Linked DNA regions of Homo sapiens: region 2 is linked to region 1. Evidence: chromatin loops called from intact Hi-C (ENCODE). Cell type or tissue: A673. All regions are shown on one strand. Each heading gives the region's core, and the rest is flanking DNA. Links, peaks and the distances in the headings are about the cores only.

What was found. Hi-C counts contacts between places; a loop is a spot of excess contacts. Peaks named below come from ENCODE experiments on the same cell type or tissue, not always from the same donor. Only the 100,000 strongest peaks of a DNase experiment are listed, where the experiment ranks them.
Region 2: a loop joins it to region 1, with 11 times the contacts of the local background. A loop is called at or near these places in 2 of 110 quality-filtered maps.

Annotation. Positions count from the first base shown.
Region 1 is chr2:220,332,609-220,341,617 of GRCh38, forward strand. The region is part of intron 3 of LOC105373893 (a long non-coding RNA gene); the gene reads left to right. Among named protein-coding and RNA genes, the nearest start is that of MIR4268, 430 kb to the left of the region's middle. In A673, for the core only: no CTCF peak of the experiment used is centred there; DNase peaks (open chromatin) are centred at 3,023, 4,373, 5,203 and 5,453; H3K27ac peaks cover 6,852 bases.
Region 2 is chr2:220,265,826-220,274,834 of GRCh38, forward strand. All of the region lies in intron 2 of LOC105373893 (a long non-coding RNA gene), which reads left to right. Among named protein-coding and RNA genes, the nearest start is that of MIR4268, 360 kb to the left of the region's middle. RefSeq lists an enhancer at 3,525-4,092. In A673, for the core only: no CTCF peak of the experiment used is centred there; a DNase peak (open chromatin) is centred at 3,826; H3K4me3 peaks cover 621 bases; H3K27ac peaks cover 2,365 bases.

The DNA of each region.
Region 1 (9,009 bases), core at 749-8,748:
TATATTTGAATTTCTTGCTTTTTATTTGTTGTGTATCTGTTGATATTTTTTATTTGAGGCTATCATGAGGTTTGCAAATAATATAACCAATTCTTTTAAACTGATGACAACTTAACACTGATTGCATAAACAAAGGAACAAACAGGCAAAGAGAAAACTAACAAAAACTCTACACTTTAACTTCATCCCACTGCTTTTTAACATTTTATTGTTTATATTTATATCTTATTATACTGCCTATGTCTTGAAAAGTTGATGTAGTTATTATTTTTGATAGGTTCATCTTTTAGACTTTCTATTCAAGATCTGAGTAGTTTATACACCACAGTAATACAGTTATAATAATCTGTGTTTTTCTGTGTATATACTATTGCCAGTGAGTTTTGTACTTTCAGAGGATTTCTCATTACTCATTACCATCCTTTTCTTTCAGGGTGAAGAACTCCCTTTAGCATTTCTTGTAGAACAGGTCTGGTGTTCATAACATTCCTCAGCTATTGTTTGTCTGGGAAAGTTTTTATATCTCCTTTATGTTTAAAGGATATTTTCACTAGATGTACTAATCAGGATAAAAGATTTTTCCTTTGGCACTTTAAATACGTCATGGCACTCTCTCTTAGCCTATAAGATTTCCACTAAGAAGTCTACTACCATGGGCACTGGAACTCCTTTTTATGTTGTTTCCTTTCTCTTGCTGCTTTTAGAATCCCTTCTTTATCCTTGACCTTTGGGAGTTTGATTATTAAATATATTGAGGTAGTCTTATCTGTGTTAAATCTGCTGGGTGTTCTATAACCTCCTTGTACTTGAATATTGATATCTTTTACTTGTACTTGAATATTGATATCTTTTTCTAGTTTTGGGAAGTTTTCTGTTATTATCCCTCTTAATAAACTTTCTACCATGACCTCTCTCTCTCTTTACCTCCTCTTTAAGGCCAATAACTCCTAGATTTGCCCTTTTGAGGCTATTTTCTAGATCTCATAGGTGTGCTTCATTCCTTTTTATTCTTTTTTTTCTTTTGTCTTCTCTGACTGTATTTTCAAATAGCCTTTCTTCAAGCTTACTAATTCTTTCTTCTGATTGATCAATTCTACTGTTAAGGAACTCTAATATATTCTTCAGTATGTCAGTTGCATTTTTTGGCTCTAGAATTTCTGCTTGATTCTTTTAAATTATTTCAATCCCTTTGTTAAATTTACCTGATGGGATTCTGAATTCCTTCTCTGTGTTATCTTGATTTTCATTGCGCTTCCTCAAAACAGCTATTTTGAATTCTCTGTCTGAAAAGTGACATATTTCTGTCTGTCTGAGATTGTTCACTAGTGCCTTATTTAGTTCATTTGGTGAGGTTGTGTTTTCCTAGATGGTATTGATACTTGTAGGTATTCCTTGGTGTCTGGGTATTGAAGAGTTAGATATTTATTGCAGTCTTTACAGTCTGGGCTTGTTTGTATTAATCCTTCTCAGGAAGGCTTTCCAAGTATTTGAAGGGAGTTGGGTGTTGTGATCTAAGTCTTTGGTCACTGCAGCTGGAATCTGCATTGGGGGGACCCTACCCAGTAACGCTGTGGCTCTTGCAGACTCATAGAGTACTGCCTTGGTAGTCTTAGGTAAGAACCAGGAGAATTCCCTGGCTTACCAGGCAGAGACTCTTGTTCTCTTTCCTTACTCTCCCTCAAACAATGAAGTCTCTCTCTGTGCTGAGGTGCTTGGAGCTGAAGGAGGGGTAACACAAACACCTCTGTGGTCACCACCACTGTGACTGAATTGGATCAGACCCAAAGCCAGTGCAGCACTGGATCTTGCCCAAGGCCTGTGGTGACCACTTCCTGGCTACTGCCCATATTCACTCAAGGCCCAATGACTCTACAATTAGAAGGCAGTAAATCCAGCCAGCCTGTGTCCTTCCTTTCAGGGTGATGAGTTTCCCAGTTCCTAGGCAAGTTTAGAGATGCCATCAAGGGGCCAGAGCCTAGAGTTGGGAACCTTAGGAATCTAGCTGGTGATCTATTCTACTGCAGCTGAGCTGGCACCCAAGCTGCAAGACGAAGTCCTTCCTACTCTTCCCTCACCATTTTTCCCTTTACTTTTTTCAGGCAGAAGAGTCTCTCTCTGTGGCCACCACTGCCCTGGACCCATGGTGATTACTGCCTGGAAACTGTCAATGTTCACTTAAGGCCCAAAGTCTCTTCAGTCAGATTGTGGTGAATGCTGTGAGTCCTCAGTCTCTCCCTTCAGGGAAGTGAGCTCCCTGTTGGCCCCAGGGAGGTCCAGAAATGAGCTGAGGCCTAGAATCAGGGACTCTAGGAACCTGCATACTGCTGTACCCCACTGTGGCTGAGCTAGTGCCCAAGCTGTAAGACGAAGTTCTCTTACTATTCCCTGTCCTTTACGTAAGCAGAAAAGATCTCTCCCCACAGCTGGGAATGTGCTGGGTCACACATGAAGCCAACATGGCTCTGAGTCTCACCCAAGGCCCATGGTGAGTAAGGCCTTGTGGCCACTACTCATTATTCAGAACTCAAGGGCTCTCTAGTCAGCAGGTGATGAATTCTGCCAGGATTGGGTCCTTCCCTTCAAGGCAATGGGTTCCCTTCTGGCCCAGGGCATGTCTAGAAATGTTATCCAGGAGCTAGGGCATGGAATAAGGGCCTTAGGACTCTTAGCTGTGCCAAATTTTCCTGTGGCTGAGCTGGTATCCAAGTTTAAGATAAAGTCCTCTTTGCTTTCACCTCTCCTCTCCTCAAGCAGAACGAAGGAGTCACTTTCAGAGCTGTGAGCAGCACTGCCAGGAGTTGGGGAAGGAGTGACACAAGCAGTCCCTTGGTTGCCCCAGCTGGTGTTTCATTAGGTCCTGTGCTCCCCAAGTCTGTTGGCTCTGAGCCCAGCACAGCACCAGGACTTGCCCGGGAATTGTAGTCCTTGTGACCTAAACTGCCTTTCAGTTTTATTTAGGACCCAGAACACTTTAGCTCACCATGGCGGGGCTTGCTGGAGCTCAGGTTCTTAGCTGGGATGGACAATTCCCCTCTGGCTAGGGTTGCTCTAAATGTTCCCTCTGTGTGGGCCAGCTGAGTTCTGCCCATGTAGCTTTCTGCTGTTGACAGGGCAGCACTGAGTTACAATGCGAAGTCCCACAATTACCACATTCTTCCTGCCGCAAGTGCACAGATTATCTCTCTGTGCCACTGGGCTGCTGCCGGGGGATGGGGCTGGTGGTGTCAGTGATTCAAGATTATGTCTTCTACCCTCTTCAGTGCCTCTTTCCTTAATATGATGTTAAAACCACTGTGATCACTCACTTGATTTTTGGTTCTTATGAAGGCCTTTTTTAATGTGGATATTTGTTTAATTTGGTGTTCCTGCAGGGAGGGAGAATGATCACTGGAGGCTTCTATTTGGCCATCTTGCTCTACCTCCCTATCGCTTATTCTCTTTTTTAAATGACTTGAACAAGAAAAAAAATCATTAGCCTATGTCTCACTACAGAGATGCAACAAATTAATAACTTTTATTTTACTGTGTCTATCTGCTTTGAAAATTTCAATCTGCCCAATGAATGTTTTGGATAAGCTGGGACTCGTTCTGTTAAAATTAGCTCTAAGTCAGTCAGGTGTGGTTTCAGTAATCCAATCAGTACATTTTATTTGTAGAAAAAACTGATGCTTAAAGCATAGCAAAGAACAGTTGAAATGGTAGTGAGGAGAGTGGTTGCAGCTTTGAATTTATTAAAGGAGTTTTTGGAGGTGTAGAAAGTATTAAGTGATAGTGGGAGAGCAAGGGACTTAAATCAGAAGGCCTGGCTTCCAATCATGACTTTGCTGCTCACGAGGTGTGCAACTCTGGTTATGTTCCTTGGCCTCCCTAAGCCTTAGTGTCTTCAACTGTAAAAGCAATAACTGTAATTACTCAATAGGATTATTGTGAATACAAAGTGTATTATTGTAAGTGTAACACTAAGATGCCATATGGTACAGTGGCCAGTAGTGAGCAATTGGGACTGAATAAATAATATTTGAAACTGTACTTTAGCACTTTTATAAATTTTACAGAGAAAAGTGGTAACCTTTCTTCTTAAGAGGCCATTTATAGTCATTCTAATAATTGCTTATTTTTATACTGAGATATGGATAAAATGAAAAGAGAGGTAAGAGACAGTCCTGACAGTTAATTTTATTAAACTCATGTTCCAGGAAATAGTTCTTGGTTAGGCACAATGTTTAAGAACAATAACCAGAACAATGACTATAACAATGATGATAATAAGGCCCAGAATTGCAAGTTTTGGCAGCCTGACAATCTGTTCTTATGATTTGTGATTGGACACATTTTTCTCAAAGTAACAAACTGCTTGTACGAGGCACCAGCAGAATCTTCTGAACATCTGTAGTCCAAGGGAGCTAATTTTGCATGCTTTAAGAAGGTGCAGACAGGGAAGTGTGTCTGTGGAATTCTCTTTGCATAACTCTCTCTGAGATGCCCAATGGATGCTTGGTGATAGTGGTGGACATTTGCACGTAAGAAATCAAGGGGGAAAAGAGGAGCCCCACCTGTCATGCTCAAAATACGTTATCTATCATTGTTGATCAGGGCTGGTCTGTTTCCTTTTCATAAGAGGGATATTCTGTTTTTTGTTTTTTTTTAACTTGTTTCCTTGAAAATTAAACTGGAAGGTTACACCTTAGGAAATTGGGTTTGATTCTTTCCAGAATAAAAATTAAAAAAAAACAAATCCTGCTGGGATAAAAATATTTCATGAATTCAGCAATAACTGAATTCCCTTAACTCCAGGCTTGAGTTAGGTCTCTGTTCCAGCAATGAGATCAGCTTTTTGTCAGCACGCTTTCCTGATTCTTTACCCACAACCTGGTAGATTACTTTGGAGTTCATATTAATACATTGAAACTTCAAATTTCCTTAATTAAATGAGATACATGGAAAAGCACTTAGACAGTCTAGAGATACAATAAAGCAAATAAAATACTAGTCTGCTTCCTTATTTTTGTATTTCTTTCTTCTTTGCCCCTAACAATGATTGATGAAAACTTTACATCAATATGCTGATGATTTCTAAGATGATTTTTTTAGAACAATGCTCTGTGCAAACACAAAAGCAAAAATAACAGCAGAGAGTTTCTTCCACTTTTTGAGCTATTTTTGTAAGCCCACAAGATACATTGGGTCATTTATGGCTTCCTGGCGAGTTTTTCTTAATTGGATCTCAATGAGGTTCCATTTTATTCAATCAACACCTCAGAGAGAAAATTATTTGTATGAATTTGTGGCCTATTTTTGATTTTGTTTTGATCCTAGTAAGCTATTTACAATTTGAATCATTGACTGATGGAGAACATTCATGAAAAGTTAAAATTTAATTGTACCACACGACAGAGCATATTTACTTTTATTTCTCCTCTGGGAAATTTTATGGAACATATTTTTCTCTTTGCATCCAGACTGGCAGAATCTTTTAACATAATACATCAAAAAATACTACCCCTAAACTGGTAAATTTATTCAAACTCACTCACTTCCTTCCTTCCTTCCTTCCTTCCTTCCTTCCTTCCTTCCTTCCTTCCTTCCTTCATCCTAGCTTACTGTGGGGTAAGAACTTGGTACAAAAAGGTAAAAAGACACATTATTCACTCTCAGTCTATGGGCAAAGATGAGGCAAGTTCCCATAAAGCAGTAATATAATTGCTAAAAAAAAAAAACCCTTTGGTTTATTTGCAATTGCAAATTCTTGGATATCCTATGTAGGATATTTGTTAAAGAATTTGTAATAAGTGCAGTAATGGACTATTATGCAGACATTTAAAAGTTATATTTTACAATAACATTTATTAATGTGAACAGATGATCACTATAACTTCCAAACAAAGAGACTGCACACATATACACATACAGAGCTCTCATTTGGAATACTGTAATAATAATAATAGAAAAAGCAAGTGCTGGCCGGGCACGGTGGCTCAGGCCTGTAATCCCAGCACTTTAGGAGGCCGAGGCGATGGATCATCTGAGGTCAGAAGTTCAAGACCAGCCTGGCCAACATGGCGAAACCCCATCTCTACTAAAAATATGAAAATTAGCCAGACGTGGTGCGGGGCACCTGTAATCCCAGCTACTCGGGAAGCTGAGGCAGGAGAATCGCTTGAACCCAGGAGGTGGAGATCGCAGTGAGCTGAGATTGCACCATTGCACTCCAGCCTGGGCGACAGAGCAAGACTCCATCTCAAAATAAAAAACAAAAAACAAAAAAAACAAATGCCAACACTTACTGAGTCCGCTCTGTGTGGCAGACATTGTACTGAGCGTGCCTTACAAATATTCATTTAATTCTCACAATAAGCTCTTTAGGTAGGCAATCTTATTAGCTATTCCAATGACGGGGAAACAGACTTAGGAATTACCTATCTTGCTGAAGATTAAACTGATAAGAAGGTGTAGATTTAAATTTAGCAGGCCTGATACTGAACTCATGACCACTATGCCAATTTCCCCCCACTATTTTATGTTGTTGCTCTGCTTCAGGTGTGAGAAACGAATGCAGCTACTGTGGGAATTATGAATAAACCAAAGGTTATTTTTTTGTATGCTGCAGCCCAGTTGTCCAAACCTGGATAAACCCATGGGAATGTCCTACATGCAGAAGTGTGTGCCACAGAGAAAAGAATACATGCCGAAATCACAGGCCAGATGAAATAAAGATGTGAATAGTGGTAATCTTTGAGCCATAGAGTGTGGAGTGATTTTTATTTTCTTCTTTTGCTTACCTGAGTTTACTAAATTTTCTAAGTGCATTTTCTACATGTTTAGTAAGTACATATTGCTTTTTAAATTAGAAAACAGTTATCAGAAATGAATGAAAAAAGTTAAGAAAAATACCTACAGAATAGAGTTGTGCCTATGTAATGAGAAATATTTATGAACGTTAAAAGGTAATAATTGTAATGCTTCAGTTTAGCGGCGCCTCCCCACCCCCACCCATATATCAATTAGAGTTTTAGAGTCTCATAGAAAGTGGCTGAGATAAACTGTTAAGCAATAGGAGTGAATGCCTAAGAGTCAAACAAGTCTGGAAAACGTTTATTCTTGCCCAGGTGATGGGCTGTTTTCCAATTTGAGAATCTGAAAAACATTCATGAGTGTTTATGGATAGTGTCAATTAGAAGGGACATAGGAGGCCATGAACCATATCCTTCATTTAAGAGGGCCCTGTTGAACCCTAGCCAAAAAGGATTATTGCACTGTCAGAGTTTTACAAAACATATTCCCATATTATTTGCTTAAATCTTATTTTTACTTGACTATCCCCCAAATTGTCTTTATATATACCCTTATGAAGTAGGTTAGGCCCATTTAAAAGAAGTACCACTCTAAGTAAATGGAAAATATCTGGTTACCTCCATGAGACCTCTATTAGATCACCCTTGAAGCTGAAAAGCCCAAGTTACTTTATCTTTTAAATGGAAGTCTTGCATTTTAAACCTATTTGTTCTGTGCCTTTCCCTCAATAGGCTTCCAGTCTTCATGCTTCCTCCAACGCCGAGAAAAACTTCCTGGATTGTAGCCCCTGGTAAAACATGTTCCTTTATCAAAAATGATCTGTTGGATAGATAGAGTAATGGTGGCTATATTTGCATATCTCAGCATCATGTCAGCTGGCCCTGAGTGGGTGCTTGATAAATATTATAAAATTAATACGCAAATGGCATCTTTTAAAATTGAAGCACAATTATTGGTCCAATGTCATCATATCTTCAATTCTGACTGTTTATGTCTTTTGGTTGCTATGCTTTTTAAAGACTGGTAGGGCCTCTCTTCTTTGTGGCCCTTTCTTCAGTTGGTTGCTCACATTGTTTCTCTGCAGTGAAACTCTCCTCCACATATCCTTTTCATGTTCAATTGTCTTTATTTCTGGATACTCTTCAAATACAAAAGGGCATTTAATCTTGCAATGCAAAATACCAGCCACTTTAAATTTGTGTCACCTGTAAAGCTTAATGTTGTGCTAACTATTCCATCATGCAGATCACTGGCAGAAACATAGAATACCAATATTCTTAAGTCAAAGTCAAAAAGAAATCCACTAGTGATGTTGCCCCAGTGTGCCTCAGATTGACACCAATCTATTGATTATCCTTCTGAGTACAGCCTCTGTAATAACACAGTGGATTGCTCCTGCTATCTATCAAGTATTGTGGTCTCCCAGGGAGTCACAGATGATGCATTGAAATAGTTTATTGGTGTAGAACATCTTTAGTCTCAGGAGAACAAGACATTTTATACAACAAGTGGGTGGTAAATCACATTTTTGAAAATTGAATTTTTTTAAAATGCTCTTAGGTACTGTTTAGGGAAGACCTATAATAAAACCTATTGTCAAATGAAAAATTTGTGAGAAAAGTTAATAACTATCCCCTAATGTATTTCTTTGAAATTGGCTATTTTACAGCAGATTTTCTCCAAGGAGATCGCCTGTATTCATTTTCTTCCCATAAGCTTTATAAAATCTGTAAGGGCTAACAGCTCTTGGAACTGTATGTGACTTATCTGAGGATTAATGACTCAACCTCAGTGCTTCCTTGCTGGTGTCCTGGGCTCTCTCTTAGACCTCACAGCCTCGAATGCCTTGAAAAAAAATGGCTTATCTGCCCAAATCATCCATTACTAAAACTGGCGCTTTCTGGTTTGCTTACCTTTCTTGTGTTGAGATGTTGTTTAAATATAGAACAACTAGAGAAGTTGCTGATGAGATTAGTTCTAATTGTGTGTACTGCTACCAGGAAACAGAAGTTGGCTGGCCATGTTCCAATGAAGTAGGGTGCAAGTGTGATGAATTTGTGGTTTCTCATTTAACATTAATTTGAGACAGATACCTTTGTGCATCATTAAGCCCACTGATAGCCTATAGAAGACTTATGAAATTATATCAAAATTTTGTGGGTATGTGTACCACACTTAATGGTTTTTTTCAGATTCTCAGAGGCCCACAACCTAAAT
Region 2 (9,009 bases), core at 326-8,325, 67 kb before region 1:
GCTGCTGCTTCAAACAAACCTCCAAACTCTTTGAGGGAAACTGGTTTGGATAGAAAGACTTTGCTACTCACCCCTGTAAAAGCTCATCTATTCCTTAGAAACGTATTTGACTGTCAACCAGAGTGGGTGTACAACTGTCAAGCTAGCTTTCTGAAATGACAAGTGTATAAGATTGGCATTCCGTGTCGTCTTGACTGATTTTAATTATTCTTTGGGTTGGAGTGAACACAACTTTTGTTCTAAAGTTGATAATGATAGCCTTCTATTGCCCCTTTTATTTCCTTGAGGGATATATCTACATTTTAAAATTCCATTACATACACGTCTGTGGTTACTCTCTTAGTTTTCTAAATGTAATTATCCAGCTAGGCTAAATTATGGAAAAGAAATTATAAAAATCTTTTCCTGCCAACAATCTGAATCTGGCCAGCACATTCCTGGTGGTTCAAATGTTGGGTATAGTTTTTTTTATTCTTTCTACTTCTCCGCTGCTGCCCCCAGACCCTTTTAAATTCCAACATACTTTATAGTGGGACTGATATTTCTTAAGGTGTTTCCTTGAGCACTGCACTATTGCCAAATACATATTTGTACATATTTTGTAGGAATAGGTATATTATAACTTTCATATTAATTTTGAGTTATTGTTCCATAGGAAACAAAAATACACATGGTAGCTTTTATACATTATGAGATATTCATAGAATGAAGTCATATTTAAAATCACAAGTGGAATTTGGAATGTGGTATTAACACTATGTAATAATTAATCTATTTTTAGTGAGAATAAAAATAATTGCAACAATTCTTAACAAAATTGGCATAAGCTAAAAGGGGTTTAGGTAGAACCATGGCAATTTAAAAATAAGAGATTCTAAATTGTTTTTAGTTATTTAGTTGTGCTTGGTCACAGACCCTATAAAGTGCTAACTTCTTCCTCACACATCATTGACGGGAGGGTGAACTGTTGTAGCATTCCTGGAGGGTGAGAGGACAATGGCGTAATGTGTATAAACTTAAATGTGTGATTGCTTTACACCCTAGAAATTTTACTCCTGGGTAGACACCTTAGAAACTCTTGTAGAAGTCCTCAAGAGATAGATACAAATTAGGATGCGCCCTGCTTACTGTTTATGGTAGCAAAAGTTGGGAGTAACCTGGGACTCCATCCCTAGAGGAATGGCTTTTTCAAATCTGTTCTGTTTTTTAGATGGAATGCAATAGTCAGAAGCAATGTGCTGTGTTTCCCTATAGCAATGTGGAAGTCTTACAAATAAGTTGGGCTGCAAAAGTAAGCATTGCCTTAGGAAGCACGTGGTCTAAAGCAGTGGTCCTCAGTCTTTTTGTCACCAGGGACTGGTTTCGTGGAAGACAATTTTTCCATGGATGGTGGGTGGGTTGGGAGGGTGGGGTTGGAGATGGTTTCAGCATGAAACTGTTCCACCTCAGATCATCAGGCATTAGATTCTCATAAGGAGTGTGCAACCTGGATCCCTCACATGCACAGTTCACAATAGGGCTCACACTCCTATGAGAATATAATGCTACCACTGATCTGACAGGAGGTACAGCTCAGGCTGTAATGCTTGCCTGCCTGCCCCTCACCTCCTGCTGTGCTACCCAATTCCTAACTGGCTACAGATTGGCCTGTAGCCTTGGGGTTGGGACACCTGGTCTAAAGGAAGAAACCCACAGTAATAAGAAAAAGTCTTCATCATTCACTCACTCTTTACAAAGAGGCAACTGCTGGAGCTGGCTGGCCTGGCTTGGAATCCCAAATCTGATTTAACCTCTTTATGTTTCTGTGGCTTCAACTGTAGAATGGGCCTAATACTAGTACAGAGCTCCTAGGGCTTATTGAGGCTTAAATGAGCTAATATCTATAAAGTACTTACAACAGTGTCTGGCCCATCATAAATACCATATTAACACACAATTATTCGCCTAGTCAATGAATGTTTATTAATTATTAAATATCAAATGCGCAAGATATAAAGTGCTTATGTCATCCAATCAGAAAAGGAGGAGCCAGAAAAGCTGAGAATTCAATATGCAGCTGTAACTAGGATCACATGGTATGATTCTGGACCTTGAGAATGTCAATAAATAGCAGGGTATTCAAGCAAACTTGTTAGTAATTTTCCTTTGATTGTGTAAATTTAATATTGAGTGGAATACACAACTCTGAATTGAATCTTACTAGCTGGCTATAGTGTATGACAAAATATTTCCTTGAATTTCAGAAATAATCGCAGCTGCCCATTTCTGCATTCTGGCTGCATTCACACACCTGGCTCTCTGAAGTCAAAGCTTGTTTGTCACCATGACTTTGCTCCCAGGTGCCTTGTACCTTAAAAAGGCATGCAAACCGAAGCAGGAAAGTGGAGCGAATAAGGGAAGGGCCTGGAAAAACTGGAAGTAAGAACTGTAACCTTGGACTCTTTTCATACCCCAAAAAAGGTTTTATGGATGTTGATCAGTTGTAGGCCAAGAAGGTGGAAATCATTTCCGCCTGAGTGCTGAGAGCCACAGAGGCATCTTCGCCCTGCATTTTCTCTCAACTTGTTCTCTTTTCTAAGCTTGGCAAGAAAGGTTCACTCAGTCCTACCCAACTCATGGTGGAGTATGGTATCCTGTACAAACAAACTGTAGCAGTCACTGGGCCTCTATTCAAATTGCACCGGGTCCTTTTATTTCCTCCCTGGTTCTTAGGGGTGGCTCACCCTAAAACATCATTGGGTGGTAGCTTGGCCCCATTCCAACCAAGTCACAACAATGAGGTGTTTACTGATCTTTGGGATTTTTTTTTTCTTAACCCTAAATCATTTCTTCTCAAACTTGGTGGCACATTAGAATGATCCAAGGGGCTTTAAAAAGTACTGATGCCTTTCTAGGGGTCTCACATTGGGAGTTTCAAAGGTCTTCTGGTGATTCTAACATGTAGTAAAGTGTGAGAACTTCTGCCTTAACCCATGAAACCGCGTGGGCTTCTTGGGGGCCATGTGCACCCTTGGATCTAGGTTGATGAGTGTGAGCATGCAGTGTAGAGAAATATCCTCCAAGAGCCTCACGTTACCCATCTGAGAGCTGCTAGAAACTTTTGCAGTTTTTCCAAGGTCAGTGTTCCCATCACTGAGCACTGAGGTGACGAAGGCTGAATTGAGATACAAATAAAAGCAGCTCAAATTGAATCCTAAGAATGGCTGGTTGGTTCATAATGACCTGATTTCTTCTTTTCACTAAACTTTGTTCAGAAAAACTCTTAAGGAGGTTTTACCTGAAAGGGAGACATATTCTTTTGCTTTCTGTTATCGGATAAAAATTACAATGGGTGTAAAATTATAAATAAGTAAAAACATATATGTGTATGTATATATATGTGTATATAATATGAACATACATACATACGCGCATGCACACACACACACACACACACATGCACACACACATACACACACACACACCCTAAATGGAGACCAGGCGACAATGTCTGAAATGGGTGGGGGCCAAGTGTATTTCTATTTACTACTTGTACATATTTTCAAGAAAGAAATGAAAAACAAAAGAGGGTATTTCAGGATCATTTGTTGTGGAAGTGGTTAAAAACCCTCCGGGTGATCCTCGTAGTTTCTGATGAACTGTTACAGGCAGTTCAGTTTATGTACATTTCATTTAGCAAATTGCCTGCCTTTTATCGTTTTTATTTTCCTGATTTTGTGTATTCAAATACTACTCCATCTGCCAAAGGTCACAGATCCACCCAGGCACCAGCAAGACTTCCCCTTGAGGAATGGAGTTATTGATGCCCTCAGCAGGGGGTTTCCTGCCCCTGATGCTGCAAAGTTAATTACTGGAACTAACACCATCTCTAGTCTGTCATTCTGCAAGCCATGCATACGGCTGCAACTTCCAAAAATTGTTTTTGGGCTTCTTAGGATACTGATAACCCTGTGTGGCATATAGTATCATTATATTCTAAGCATACACCCCAGGAGATCCACAGATGTGTGGTGGAGAGGCTTGTGCCTCAGCATGTGCTGTTTAAATAATTTTCAGTGTTATCCAGAATCCTATCTTACAGATACTTACCAGAATGTGAAACCAATTAACCATTACGGACTGTGAATTTTAGCATGACTAAATAGATCTGCATTGGCAAGACAAGCTTTCCAATATTTGAGAAAAATATCGGAGTACACGCTCTGATATGAGCTGATACATTATTTGGGAAGTGGGACTTACTCTGTGAAACCAGGAAGGCTCCATATAATATGAAATGCATATTCTTCCCACTTTTACAAGCTTATTTCCTCTTGAATATTATTTCTATACTTTTGGTAACTTTCAAATGGTAAATGGTAGTCCCCGTGATCCATGCATAGACAATTGAGAGATCGAATAGAGCACATCATCTAATGGCTTAATTCTATTTTTAATAAAGTAAATTGTTAAAATAGACCAACCAACATCTGTTATTTTCAACACACATCAATTTTGTGTTTAAACTAGAATAGCATTTGGAGCAAGGTTTCATATAATTATAGAGCTGGAAAATACTTGAGATGTTACTATGTCTGACCATGATTAATCTCTTTAAAAATCTGCCTCAGCAATGAACTCTGTGGGCCTCTGCATGAATGGAACAACCTGGTGGAAGCTCTCTATTCCAGAGTCAGCTCTACATCCATCCTGTGTCACCTGCTCATATATATGTCTTTTTTTTTTTCTTTTCTTCCAAGTCAATACCTTTTACTTGTTTTCTGGGTCATTTTCCTAGAGCTTCAGCTTTATGGATTGAGTACTTTTCAATAGTTTCCAGCCTGGGGCCTCCTTTTCTGGCTTGTCAGCTAATTACTTACCCTTGGAGTTAATTATTTCCTTCGTGGTAAGAAAAAAAACTGCAGCCTCTGACTGTTGTCTGCTTGGAGCTGTCTGGTTGTAACAGCTAGACCATAGAGTTCTATAGGACATAAACAATTTCACAGAATGTCAATATTAGACAATACCTGTCTCCAATCATGGATGGAGCAAGACAAAAACAAAACAACTCTAAACATGTCTGAACAGAGTCAAAGACAAGAACATGTCCAGACCAAAATGGCCAAACATTTCCATTTCTGGGCTAATATGAGTGATTGCTGCTTCTTTACCAATTATAGCTTTAGCCTCACTGTTCCTCCTATTAGAAAAAAAATTATTAAGATATCCAATGATAGAATTGCCCTGCTTTCTTTTTTCTTTTTCTTTCTTTCTTTTCTTTTTTCTTTTTTTTTTTTTTTTTGAGACAGAGTCTTGCTCTGTCGCCAGGCTGTAGTGCAGTGGCGCATTCTCGGCTCACTGCAACCTCCGACTCCCTGGTTCAAGTGATTCTCCTCCCTCAGCCTCCTGAGTAGCTGGCATTACAGGCACGTGCCATCACACCCAGCTAATTTTTGTATTTTTAGTAGAGACAGGGTTTCACCATGTTGGCCAGGCTCTTCTCAATCTCCTGACCTCATGATCTGCCTGCCTCGGCCTCCCAAAGTGCTGGGATTACAGGCATGAAACGCTGTGCCCGGCCAGAATTGCCCTGATTTCTGATGGTACCCTATGTGAAACAAAACTGCTTTCTTGAGCCTTCCTTTAAGTTACCTAACAAGCCAAATCCTAACACAAGTCCATTCTAAAACCCTCTAACGAAGATGCCCATTTCATGGTTCTCCATAATGTGGTGGGTCCTTCAATGTAATGAGCCAATAAGCCTGATTTGGTTGAATATAGGTGTGTGTCTGGTGCTGTTGGGCTGGAGGACATTAGCAATGGGGACCTATTCTCTGTGAAATAGTCGTTCAATGACAACAACACTTCTTGACATAATCTGCAGTCTCTCAAATATCTAATACCAGCCTCCTAAGCAGTCCCACCAGGAACAGATCTGTCCTATGAGCAGACTTGGACCATCTAACCCAATTTCTTCAATTTTCAAATGAAACAAAACCAAACGCAAGCATTTTTCCTCTCTGAGGCCATCAGGTAGTTAGTGGCAAAGCGGTGATTAGCACCCAATCATCTGACGCCTGCTGTAGTGCTTTTTCTGCTCTACCGTGCTGACTATTTAAAGAAGTACAACTCCCAAAGTATAATACACCTTTGAGCACTAAATTCAATTTACTATCCATCTCTCCTTAATTGAGTTTGGTTTCCATTCTCTCCTTAGAAAACACTTTAACCTTCAAATATTGGGCTCTGTCCAAGGCAGGGCTACCCACACGTTACTTTGAGCTTTGATTTTAAAAGCTCCTATGGGTACTTTCGGTAGGGGCATTAATCTCTTAGGTGTAAGAATCTTATGTAGCATTAACTCTGGTCCAAGCTGATGTTTTCTTTTCTGTTCAGAATTGGCAGTGAGTTCTGCAGTGTAGCTAACCAATGAGAGTTTTTATTTTATTATTATTATTTTTAATCTCTCACCTTCCATAGTTAAGAGAGAGAAAGCTTCAGACACACACACACAAAGTGAAACAAAATACAAAAATTCTACCACCTGGCCTTCCTGTGTTAAGAAATGGTTACTAGTGAGACTGGATTCTCCCAGGCAATATTATTCACTCCAACCATTTTACTTCTCTTCTTTGTTAATCTCTAAGTTTTCTACCTTTAAAAAATAATTATTTACACTGTAGTTTTACCCTCGGGATTTATATCAGAGACACACTGCTTTTTGAAAGGACTTTCTTAAAAAATACACTTTTGAAGAGACAGAATAGTTTCTTGAAATCACAAAAATAATATTGAGGTGTTTTTAAGTAAGAAAGAAAATGGAACTTTGCTATAGAGTAAACCTGTATTTATTATTTTTATACTGCATGCATTTTCATGTCTTTTGAAAGAGGGTAGGTACATATTGATATCCTATTTTTCCATTTAACAATATATAATAAATATAGCTTCATATTTTTACATGGATTGCATTGTAAATAATTTCAAGGAAGCAGAATATTATGTTAATGTGTCATAAACCTGTTTTGGACATTTGGTTGTTTCTAGTTTTTGAGTTTTTTGTTTGTTTGCCTTGGCAGTATAGAAAAGGCTATAGTAAATATCTTTGTGTAGATAGCCATTTGCTTCTTCTGAATTCTTTTATGTTAATTCTCAGAATTTGGATAATAGTGTTGCTGTTTAGAGACCAGGGACATCTCTATGGCTCTCATTATAGATTGGCCTATTGCTCACCAAAAGGTTGTAGGCTTCCAGCAGTCCTTGCATTACTGAAACCTCATCAAAATTGCATATTATCACTAAAAATATTTGCTCCTTGATTTTGAAACTGTAAGATCACACCTCTACTTTATTTTATTTTGCATTTCTTTTCCATTAAAAGGGAAAATTATCTTTTATCATCTGTTTACTTTTTTTTTGCAATGGCAATTTCAAGTTCTCAGGCTGACCTAAGGTAAATAGAAGGCTGTTTATCTTTTGCTGCATCTCGAGTTGTACACTCTTTAAAGTATTCAAATTCCCACCCTGGAAAAGAGCCAGGCTTCTTTGGAATTTGGGAAACATTTGAGGACAGAAGAGCATGGATCTTGTAGTCTTTATCTAGTAAAGAAATGAGACCCTTTAATCTGCTTCTTTGCACCCAGAATTACATTTTTAGATCGGTTCTGCTCTCCTGGCTTTTGTGGGCATTTTAACTTTAATTCTATAATAATTTTCATTCTTTCTGGTTTTCTTTAGCTGTAATATTTATATTGGGCACTTACCTTCTCTTCATAAGTTGGGAGTAGTATATATGTAGTATGGCAGATTTTATTTTTTTTCTTTTTATTTAAAAGTAGGTCAAGAGAAAAATTTTCTTTCTCCAAAGGCAGTGGGAGTAGAAGTGTCACTTGCTTGTGAGAAGCCTACATTATATGTTTTCTACATGTTTAGCAGTATTTCCTTTTAGTTGAGAAATGCATAATGGTTCTTTCCTTAAAAAAATTAACAATTTCCAAAATGATAATACTCCTTGGATAATCTTCATGCTTTCTAAGTTAAAGTTAAGATTATGGGGACAATGGGATAAACTATTTATAGATAATACTGGATGTCCCCCAAAATTTGGAAACCCCATCACTATAACTCTGCTCTATTTATGCGTAGTCTTTTAACCAGATATGTAAAAGCATGCAACTTTATTTTTATGATGAGCCTCACCTTGCTCTAAACTCCTCAGTTCTGTTTATGGTGGAATGGGGGAGGGGCTTGATTGCATCAATTAAAGATGATTCAGTCAGTGGCATTTCTATTAGTCTCTTTCAAATCGTCATTTGAAAGCTCAGCCCCCCAATCAAAGCAGGTTTTCTTCCTTTGAAGAGATCTCCTCTATTCTTCCTTCTTCCTAATTGCACATAGTGTAAGAGGAAGTCTGTATAAGCTATGGAGGGTGGGGATTGGGTAATAGGCGTTGGTGGGTCCTTGCTGGATTCCTCTGAGAGATTCACTGGCATCTGGTGCTACGGCCCACTGAGTGTAGCTGGGCTCACCTGGTTTGAGGGAATCATGTTGGCTGCTTTTGCTAAAGACCACGGTCCATGCCTTGGCTGACCTACAACCTCAATAATCCTATGAAAGCCCATTGGTTCCCATAGCACTCCTTGCTGAGAGGGCTTGCTGAAATTTCTGAGCTCCCAGATGCCACACTTGGCCACAAAGATCTGCCTGGATACCTCATCCATTTGGCTGTATGTCCAAATTTTATCTTCTCAAGGAAGCTAATGCTTTCTATAACATGCACCTTGAAAAGCAAGAGGCAGGTATCCTCCTCTTTGGGGATCACCCAGATCAGTCTGGGAGCTCCCACCACTTCCTTCTCAAGCCTGGGGGTTTATGCTCTCCCCTTCTTTCGGCAGTAATAATGGGATAGTTTTTTTATTTTTATTTTTTTTTGGTGGGGGCAGGAATCAGATTACTGAAAAGGAAAATATATCAGAAGACATATCCAAAATGTCATTCCCATTTTGAGTTTCGGAATAAGAGGTGAAAAGA